Linked DNA regions of Homo sapiens: region 1 is linked to region 2. Evidence: chromatin loops called from intact Hi-C (ENCODE). Cell type or tissue: HepG2. All regions are shown on one strand. Each heading gives the region's core, and the rest is flanking DNA. Links, peaks and the distances in the headings are about the cores only. Region 1 has its middle 13 kb from the start of LCLAT1. Region 2 has its middle 140 kb from the start of CAPN13.

Evidence for each region. Hi-C counts contacts between places; a loop is a spot of excess contacts. Peaks named below come from ENCODE experiments on the same cell type or tissue, not always from the same donor. Only the 100,000 strongest peaks of a DNase experiment are listed, where the experiment ranks them.
Region 1: it touches region 2 in a loop (2.3-fold over the local background); 2 of 110 quality-filtered maps call a loop at or near these places.

What each region holds. Positions count from the first base shown.
Region 1 is chr2:30,431,665-30,437,051 of GRCh38, reverse strand. No RefSeq gene overlaps it. Among named protein-coding and RNA genes, the nearest start is that of LCLAT1, 13 kb to the left of the region's middle. RefSeq lists an enhancer at 60-139. In HepG2, for the core only: no CTCF peak of the experiment used is centred there; a DNase peak (open chromatin) is centred at 2,951; H3K4me3 peaks cover 354 bases.
Region 2 is chr2:30,668,154-30,673,540 of GRCh38, reverse strand. No RefSeq gene overlaps it. Among named protein-coding and RNA genes, the nearest start is that of CAPN13, 140 kb to the left of the region's middle. In HepG2, for the core only: a CTCF peak has its summit at 2,830; a DNase peak (open chromatin) is centred at 2,860.

The DNA of each region.
Region 1 (5,387 bases), core at 208-5,207, 240 kb after region 2:
ATATCCAGGCACAGTTTGGGGCCTCTGGCTGCTGCCCAGAACTCTCACCATTCTGGACCATCCTATTATAATACAAAGTCAATGTCTGTGACACTCAATCTCCACCCCTCAGCAAGCATCTGATGACAAGAGGAACTTCTGAGCTCAAGAGTTCAAGACTATCATTCAGAACAGTTCCACTAGAATAAGTTGGTTCAGAGAGTCGCTGAAATTGTCACACTTTGTGCTTAGTCTCAAGAACCATGCTTCTAAACTTTAGCTATGCATTAGAATCAGCCGGGGAGCTTTCAAAACAGCAGAGATCATAATTATATTCGGTTTAGGATGGGGCCTGGGCAGTGGTAATTTTTAAAAGATCCCCAGGCAATTGTAAGTGCATTCAAAATGGAGAATTATTGATTTAGGTCGGATACTGGAGTGTAATTATTGGGGCCCACCTCTGAGTTTCTGGACACACCTGCAATAACCCTGACAGGCTCTAAGTAGGACTGATGTTGGATGAATCAATGGATGAATGAACAGATAACTGTGAGATAATATAGTGGAAAGAGTGTTGGTCTAAAGGCCAGAAAACCATATTCCCATCCCTGGCCGAATCACTGTGTGAATACTGTACCAGCAATTATTTTCTCTGAGCCTCAATTTACTCTCTTATGAAAAGGGGATAATAATATCTGCTTTATGTGAAGATAGTGCATGTCAAAGTGCTTTGCATATGTGTACATTATATTGAGAAATTGTTAAAAATAAATCATAACAGCCATCCTAGCCTACTGTTTTTTTAAATAAAACCTGGAAATGTGAATTAATGCAGAAATTGACTGTAGGGTTGAAGTGGGAAGCAGACTCCACACTGCAGCCATGTGGTTCGTTTTCCCCTAGTTCAAGCCCAGTGTGATTACTGTTTTTGGGGATTGCTATAGGATATTTGTGCCCGCCACCAAATTCATATGTGGTAGCCTAATCCCCAATGTGATGGTATTTGGAGGTGGAGATTCTGGGGGATATTAATGCCCTTATAAAGAAGAGCTCCCTCTCCTCTTCCATCATATGAGGACACAGCAGAAGGCATCATCTATGAACCAGGAAGCAGGTTGTCATCAGACACAGAATCTGCCAACACCTTGATCTTGGACTTCTCAGCCACTAGAACTATGAGCAATACATTTTTGCTGTCTGTAAGCCACCCAGTTTATGATATTCTTTTTTGTTTTTCTTTCTTTTTTATTAATTTTTTTTTTTTTGACACGGAATCTTGCTCTGTTGCCCAGGCTAGAGTGCAATGGCATGATCTCGGCTCACTGCAAGTCTGCCTCCCAAGTTCAAGCCATTCTCCTGCCTCAGCCTCCTGAGTATTTAGGATTACAGGCACTCGCCACCACGCCTGGCTAATTTTTTGTATTTTTATTAGAGAGAGGGTTTTGCCATGCTGGCCAGGCTGGTCTCGAACTCCTGACCTCAGGTGATCTGCCTGCCTTGGCCTCCCAAAGTGCTGGGATTACAGGTGTGAGTCACCACGCCTGGGCTTTAAAAACTTTTTTTGAGATGGGATCTTGCTTTGTTACCCAGACTGCAGTACAGTGGTACAATCTCACCTCACAGCAACCTCCCTGTCCTGTGCTCAAACAGTCCTCCAGCCTCAGCCTCCCAAGTAGCTGGGACCACAGGAGCTGCCACCACCCCTGGCTATTTTTTATGTTTTTTGTAGAGATGAGGATTTCACCATGTTGCCCAGGCTGGTCTCCAACTCCTGGGCTCAAGTGATGCCCCCACCTTGGCCTCCGAAAATGCTGAGATTACAGGCATGGGCCACCACACCTGGCCTGGTTTATGGTATTCTATTGTAGCAGCCCTGATGAACCAAGACAGGGATCATGAAGCCATGGTGACTGACCAATGTCCCAATCCCTGCCAACCAACCTTGCACCTCAGGTCCCACTAGGGCCCCTCCCCGGCTGCCTTGTTGCCATCTCCCTGTTTCTCAGCACAGTGCTGGCTCAGAGTAGGCGATCATCAGTGGACGCATGAATGAGTGTCCTTGGATTTCTAACTCTGAGTGCAGCTTTAATACTTGCCTCTGTCTTTTCTGTTGTGGCAACTTTCTGGACCACCCATCTGACGACTTTGGAGTGGTTTCTGCTGACTCCTCAGTTTGGGTGTCCCCTACTGCCACCTGTGAGAAGCTCCCACTCTCCTGCCCCCAGCAATTTGGGTCCCCCACTAGTCAGACCAGTCTTGGCTCTTCATGAAGGGGTATGTGGAATTCAGACAAAACACATGGTGTTTGCCCAGGATCTTGCTGTTTTCATTTATGTTTTTAAATAACTTGTTTTTCTTATTATTGCAAAGTAACACATGTTTGAAAAAATTTGGAAAAACCAGGCATGCAAACATTAAGAAAGTACAAATCTTTCACAAATCCCTCAATCTAAGAGAATCACTGCTTAATGTTCTTAATTTTGTGTATCCACCACACATGCACACATTTATACATACATATTTAGAAAAATTGGGTCATCCTGTACTTAGCGATTTGTAACCTGCTTTTTCACTTAATAATGTTTCACTGCCTTGAAGAGTCATCTTGCCCTATTATTTACCTCGAGCCCCATGTGTCCACTTCTACTGCCATGAGTTGCTTACACTTATTTACTACAAACTGAGCAACATAAATTAGAACAGGACAAATCAATCAGGTGTGCAGGGCTTTTCTAGCTAACTGGTGCCTGGTAATGGGTGCTTTGACCAGTGGTGTCTACTCAGCGACAAACACTACATGTTATAAAATATTTGTTTCATCAAGAGCTCCGGGACTCAGGCTGTAACAGAAAGAACCAGATTACGGAGCAGCCATATCCTTAAAACTGCTATTGTTTCTACGAAACTGGAAAATTCCATTGCTATAGCCAATGTCAACAGGCAAGAAAGGAATGCAGGCATTCAAAGGAAGGGAAGAATTTGATGAACAGACTATGGGTAACTGGGCAACAATTCTGTGAAAATGACCAGAAGGCACCGGCTTCTGTCACTGGGGTCAGAAATGAGAGTCCAGGCATTGGCCCTCCCTGAAGCAGATAAGGTAGTAAGCCTGTAATATATGGTTGTGTAAAGAAGAAACCTAGGCTAGTGTTCTGGCAGTGATGGAACTAGCTAACAGCACCCCAGGAGCCCCCAGCCCTCCACTGGGGCCTTGTCCCCCAATCTTACAATGCTCCTTGGCCAAGTGCCCACGTGCCCACACCACAGGCCACCTCGAGATTCTTGCAGATGCTGTGCCTCAGAATGGGAAGCTTGATGGCTGCTGAGGGGAGGAGGTAGGGGCTTGCAGGGAGAGAGCTGGGATTCGGACTGAGAGAGAGTGAGTGGGTGTCACATGCATCACATGTCACACAAGGAGAGATTACATTCAGATCCCTTCTAGGTTCATACTTCCCACCAAAATTATTGCAGAACTCTCTGAACTGGGCCCCCTTGTTTCTTGATGCCTTTCTTCACTATCCATTAACCAAAATACCACCCACAGTGATTTTCAATTACCTATCTAATTAGATATTTCTTATTTAAAATGTTCTTTTCTTTTATTTATGGAAAGCAAGTAGTACCTGCACATTGTTTAAAAATCAAACACATCCAAAAGGTCCATAATGAAAAACATTAGTCTCTTGTCTCTGCTCCCCACCCACTCCCTAACTGTCTTGCCCCAGTTCTGGCTACCAAAGGTGACTACTCCTAAACATTTTCTTTTTTTTTTTTTTTGGCAGTTCTGGTGCTTAGCTTCATATTTCTAAAAATCATGCTTATATTGTTATTTCCTGACCCCTCAATTTTAAACTTTAAAATGTGTCCTTTTTATGTAGATGAGGATTTTAAAAAATATATAAACAGCTTTATTGAGGTATAAGGGACATAGAATAAACTGCATGTATTTAAAGTGTACAGTTTGGCCAGGAGTGGTGTCTTGCACCTGTAATCCCAGTACTTTTGGAGGCTGAGGTGGGAGGACCACTTGAGCCCGGGAGTTCGAGACCAGCCTGGGCAACATAATGCGACCCCATCTCTACAAAAAAATAAAAAATCAGCTGGGTAATTTGATACCCTGTCAGAAAGAAGAAAGAAAGAAAGAAAGAAAGAAAGAAAGAAAGAAAGAAAGAAAGAAAAAAGGATGAAAGAAAGGAAGAAGATTAAGAAAGAAATAAAGATTTTGTGCTAGAAAAAAAAAGAACAATGAATAAGCACACGAAAAGATACTAGCACTAGAGAAATGCAAACTAAAACCACATTAGAATAGCCAAAATTTAAAAACCTGACCATACCGAATGTTGGCAAAGATACAGAGGAACTGGAACTCTCACACTGCTAGTGGAAATACAAAATGATAGAGCTAATTTGGAAAACAGCTTGGCAGTTTCTTAAAAAGGTAAACATGCACTTATCATATGGTAGTGTATGATTCAGCTACTCCACTACTAGGTATTTACTCACTAGAAAAGAAAGCAGATGTCCATACAAAGACTTGTGCAGGAATATTCATAACAGCTTTATTTGTAATAGCTCAAAACTGGAAACAACCTAAATGCCCATTAAAGCTGAATGGATATACAAACTGTAGTATTAGGTTGGTGCAAAAGTCATCGCGGTTTTTGCCATTGAAAGTAATGGCAAAAACCGCGATGACTTTTGCACCAACCTAATATATCCATACAGTGGGCTACTATTCAACTACTTAATGATATAAAGGAATGAACTATTGATATATGCAACAACCTGGATGAATCTCAAAGTCATTATGTTGAGTGAAATAAGCCAGGTGAAAAGAGTACATACCATGTGATTCCATTACATAAAACTCTTAAAAATGCAAGCTAACCAATAGTGACAAAGAACAGATCAGGGGTTGCCTGGGAATGGTGGCAGGAAAGAAGTCAGAGGAGGGGGTGGCTAAGGGATGAGAAAACTTCTAGAGGTGATAGATATGTTCATGTTTTTGATTGTGGTGATGGTTTTGTGGGTGTACCTAAGACCAAATGTATCAAATCATATACTTTATTTATTTATATTAATTTTTACTGTTTTTAGAAACAGGGTCTTGCTCTGTAGCCCGAGCTGGAGTGCAGTGGTGTGATCATGGCTCACTGCAGTCTCAGACTCCTGGGTTCAAGTGATCCTCCTGCCTCAGCCTCCCAAGTAGCTGGGACCCCAGTCATGTGCCAACATGCTCGGCTAATTTTTTTTACTTTTTAATTGTTTGTAGAGATGAGGTTTCACCATGTTGCCCAGGCTGGTCTCAAACTCCTGGGCTCAAGCAGTTTGCCCACCTTGGCCTCCTAAGTGTTGGGATTACAGGTGTGAGCCATGGTGCCCAGCTCATTCTGCCCTTATATTGTTAC
Region 2 (5,387 bases), core at 151-5,150:
GACAGACAGACAAATGGAGAATGCTATAATTTGTTATAAGGGAATTTGAGAAAAAATGTGTATTTTCTAATTGGTGAATACGAAATTCTTCATGCATCTGTTTAAATCAAGTTTGTTACTGGTGCTGTTCATTCCCCAATATCCTTACAGGAGTTTAATGATTTAACAATGATGAGATATGCTGAAGTGCTAAAGGAACTCGCTGTGAATTCAGATTTCTCAATTCCTCTTTTACGTGCACTTAGGCTATGTCTATCTTTTCTTGTAGTGCTATAGCTAGATAAGATTTCTTTTTGTTAGCGTTTCATTGGTATATATTTTTCCATCCTTTTACCCTTTGGAGTTCTTGGGCTTTTTAGTATGTTTTTTGGAGTCCTTAAGTTTTTTATATGTCTCTTGTCAACAAAATATAACAGACTGTTGTTTCCTTGTTTCAAACAGTCCAACAATTTCTATTTAAACTAGAAAGTTTAGTCCATTTACATTTATTGAGATGATTAATAAATTCAGATTCATTTCTAGCAAAGGCATGTTGGTTTCTCTATATATTGCTTTTTAATTTAACTTAGTTTTGTTTTTTCAAAGTTTATTGAGATATGATTGACATACAATAAACTGCACAGATTTAAAGTATACAATTTGATAAGTTTTGACATATGTATAAACCCATGGAGCCATCAGCACAACCAAGATAATGAACATATCTATCATTCTCCTGAGGCTTTCCTATTCCCTATTGTGATTTCTCCTTCCTTCCCTCCCCAGGCTCCATCCCTGAGCAAACACTGATCTGTTTTCTATCACTATAGATTAGCTGGTATTTTCTAGAATTTCAGATATATGTAATTATGAAATATGTACTCGATATTGTTTAGCTTCTTACATTCAGCATAATTACTTTGTGGTTGGCCATGTTCATTCGTTTTTATTGCTGAGCAGTGTTCTATTATGTAGATATTCTTTAATGTGTGTATCCGCTCACTTGTTAATGGGCATTTATTACAGATAAAACTGTTATGCACATTTGTGTACAAGTCTTTGTTACAGACATATGTTTTCATTTCTCTTGGTAAATACTTGGGAGTGCAATGGCAAAGTCACATAAGAGATATGCTTAACATCTGAAGAAATTGTCAAGCTGTTTCCCAAAGTGGTTATACTATTTCATATTCCCATAAGCTGTGTATAAGAGTTCTACTTTCTTCCACATTTTTACTAAAACTTGGTAGGGTCAGTCTTTTTAATTTTCTCTTTTCTAATAGATGTGTAATGGTATTTCACTGCAATGATTTTAATTTCACTGCAATGACTTTACTTTGCATTTATAAAATAGTGATTTTAATTTGCATTTACCTAACTACTGATGATGTTGAGCATCTTTCCTTTCCTTTTCTTTTTTTTCTTTTTTTTTTTTTGAGGCTGGAGTGCAGTGGTGCAATCTCGGCTCACTGCAAGCTCCGCCTCCCGGGTTCACGCCATTCTCCTGCCTCAGCCTCCGGAGCAGCTGGGACTACAGGCGTCCATTACCACGCCCCGCTAATTTTTTGTATTTTTAGTAGAGATGGGGTTTCACTGTGTTAGCCAGGATGGTCTGGACCTCCTGACCTCGTGATCCACCTGCCTCGGCCTCCCAAAGTGCTAGGATTACAGGCATGAGCCATCACGCCCGGCCAAGCATCTTTTCACGTGTTTATTTGCCATCTATCTATCTTCTTTGGTAAAGTGTGTGTTCAAGATTTTTGCCCATTTTAAATTAGGTTTTTAGTTTTATTATTGAGTTTTGAGAGTTGTATATATTCTGCATACAAGTCCTTTATCAAATCTTTGCTTTGCAGATACTTTCCTCCAACCTGTGGCTTTTCTTTTCATCCTTTTCACAGTATCTTTTTAAATGCAGAGGTTTTTAATTTTGATGAAGTCAGGTGTGTTAATTCTTTCTTTCATGGGTTGTGCTTTTGGTGTCATATTTTTTAAAGTCTTTGCCTAACTCAAATTTACAAATATTTTCTCCAATGTTTTCTTCTAGAGGTTTTATAGTTTTAAGTATTACATTTAGGTATATGATCCATTTTGAGTTAATTTTTAGATATAATGACATACATGAATTAAAGTTTATTTGTTTGTTGTGTGCAAATGCATATCCATTGTTCCAGTACCACTGAAAAGTAGAGACCTTATTCTCTGTCTATTTAATTTTGGATAATTTCCGTTACTGTCTTGAAGCCCTCACTCACAACTCTTTACCATGACCTTCGGTCAAGTACTTTTGAAACAGAATAGGGGAAGAAGATGACCTTTCTTAATGGCAATAGGTTTAAAACTTGGGTAATTCACTCCCACTGGAGGACAGGCACAAAACTCCAGCCACTTCCCAGACCCTTCTCTTTTACAAGGAAAAAGCCTTAAGATACTGGAAGGACAGGAAATCAAGGGCCCAGGCAAAAATCACTTTCCCTGGCTGAAGGTAAAAGGAAAGGCCATTTGACATGGGAGGAGGGGTTGGAAACTCTTCTGCTCCTTGTCTGCTACTGGTGAGTGGCAAGAAACCCACTCAGTCCCAGGATTCTGCACTGATAAAAAGCACAGGTCTGATATCACTGGAGTTGGGACCATAGTGAGGCAGGCAGCTCTCCCCTGTCTAAGATGCCCCACAGGCATGAGGCAAGGTATAGATGCCACAAAAGGGAGAAGCAAGAATAATGAGGGCCAGGTGCACGGAGCCTGCCTAAGACTAAGAGTAAATGAGAAAAATGGAGAACCCCACCTGCCCCCAGTATGAGCCTTGTGCTGAGTAATGAGCAATAACAGAAAAACATAGAGAGCTCCCCTCTGTGGTGGAGGCATGCAAGTCCCCCTGAAAGCTGAGCAGGAAGTAGAAACACTGATACAAGACAGCAGCAACCCACCACTGGAGGAATTTGAAGTATGTGTTGCCCTGAAGTAAGTTATTACAACTACAAAACTAAAACCCAGCACAGCTACTGATTTTAATTGACTCGACCCCCCACACTAACAGCCTGGCAGATGCAGAGGGATACCTACTTCCTGGCATAAACACAAGTTACCTCAATCTTTACTGTTATTCACACACAGTGTTTGGAACACAGTTTTTAAAACTACAAAGACACGCTCATACACACATTTACGAGACACACAAAAAAGCCAGAAAATAAACAACCTATTGTAAAGAGATAAAACAACTCACAGAACCAGACCCAGAGACAGCACGGATGCTGGAACTATCAGGGGCTTTAAAATAATTATGATTAGTTGGTGGAAAGGGGTCTAGTGGAAAAGGTGGACAACGTATGTGAACAAATGGAGAATTTCAGCAGAGGTAGAATTATAAAAGAGAATCAAATAGAAATGCCAAAAATAAAAAAAAAGATACAGAATTTCTTTGATGGCTTTTAAGCAGACTGTATGTAACAGAGGAAAGAAACAGTGAACTTAAAGATAGGTCAATCAATGGAAACTATCCAAATTGAAACACAAAGAGGCAAAAATGGAAACAATAAAATAACAATTGAGAAGAGCATCCAAAAGCTGTGGACAATATCCATATCAATGATCTAACACTGGGATCCCAGAAGAAAAAGAGAGCCAGGGCCAGGCGCAGTGGCTCATGCCTGTAATCCCAGCACTTTGGGAGGCCGAGGCAGGTGAATCACCTGAAGTCAGGAGTTCGAGTTCAGCCTGACCAACATGGTTAAACTCTGTCTCTGCTAAAACTACAAAAATTAGCTGAGTGTGGTGGTGGGTACCTGTAATCCCAGCTACTCAGGAGGCTGAGGCAGAAGAATTGCTTGAACCAGGCAGGCAGAGGTTGCAGTGCACTGAGATCGTGCCACTACACTCCAGCCTGGGCAACAGAGTGAGAATCCGGCTTCAAAAGAAAAAGAAAAAGAAAAAGAAAAAAAAGAAAAAAAGAGTGAAAAGAGAACTATTTGAATATACAATGTCTAAGAACTTTCCAAAATTAATTCAAAGCAACAAACCATAATTCCATGAATCTTAGCAAACCCCAACAAGAATAAATAAAAACAAAACAAAACTTAAGCTCATCATGGTCAAACCACTGAAACCCAAAGATAAAGATAAAACCTTGAAAACAACCAAAGAGGAGGGTAATCATGCAAACAGGAGAAAAGATTAGAATTATAGCAGATTTTTAATCTCTGCAAACCAGAGCTAGAAAAACATCTTTAAAGTGCTGGGGAGGGCAGGGGCAGGAAACCAAAAACCTGTCAGTTCATAATTTTATAGCCAGCAAAAATATCTTTTTAAAACAAAGGCAAAATAAATACTTTTTCAGGCAAAGAAACCTGAGAGAATTCATTACCCGCAGGTCTTCACTATAAAAACTTGTAAAGGAACTTTTGCAGACAGAAGGAATATATCAAATGGAAACTTAGATCTCCACAAAAAATGAAGATTGCTAGAACTGGTAAAAATGGGGATAAATAGAAAAGACGTTTTGTTCCTTTTAAAAGTCTCTTTACAACAGGTAAAATATATGACAAAAATAGCATAAAGAATGGGAGGGAGGAAATGGGATTACACTGTGCTGAGCTTCTTAAACTACATGTTTAATGGTATAATATTATTTGAAGCTGTTTATTGTGAACTCGAGAGCAGGACTATAAAAACGAAAGGAACAATGGAGATGTGAGTCACAAGTCAAAATATAAAAATCTGTTCTGACAATATATAGTTAATACAATTATTTTAAGTGAAGAAGAGGGGTAAAAAATATTGGAAACAAAGTAAGTTTTGCTAATTGCCTTCTCTGTAACATGTGATAATTAAAAAAACTGGTTAGGCAATAGAAGTATGTGCATATTTAACCTGGTGAAGATAAATGCAAAAAGATAATTTCATTAACCAGGAGAGCATGGTAGAGGAAAGGGAAAAGGAAGCATGCTAGTTTTATTCTTGTTTATAGAAAAGAACTAATATATTCTGCCTAAGGAAAGCTAAGGCCATACATAAAGCTTTAATCTTAAAGGTAAATACTAGAAAAACAACAACAATTCACCTTCTTAACATGAGAAGAACCACACACACAAAAAAAAGGACAAAGGGAAAAAAGAATAAAAGAATAAATAAAAGAATAAAAGCCACAGGGTAAAAAACTAAAAGATAAGTAAAAATTAAAAGTAAAAACAAGAAACATGATATAAAATTATATGACAAGGCTAAGCATGGTGGCTCACACCTGTAATCTCAGCACTTTGGGAAGCTGAGGCAGGCAGGTTACTTGAGACCAGGAGTTCAAGACCAGCCTGGCCAGCATGGTGAAACCCTGTCTCTACTAAAAAAAAAAAAAAAAAAAAAAAAAAAAAAAAAAAATTAGCTAGGCATGGTGGGGCACACCTGTAATCCCA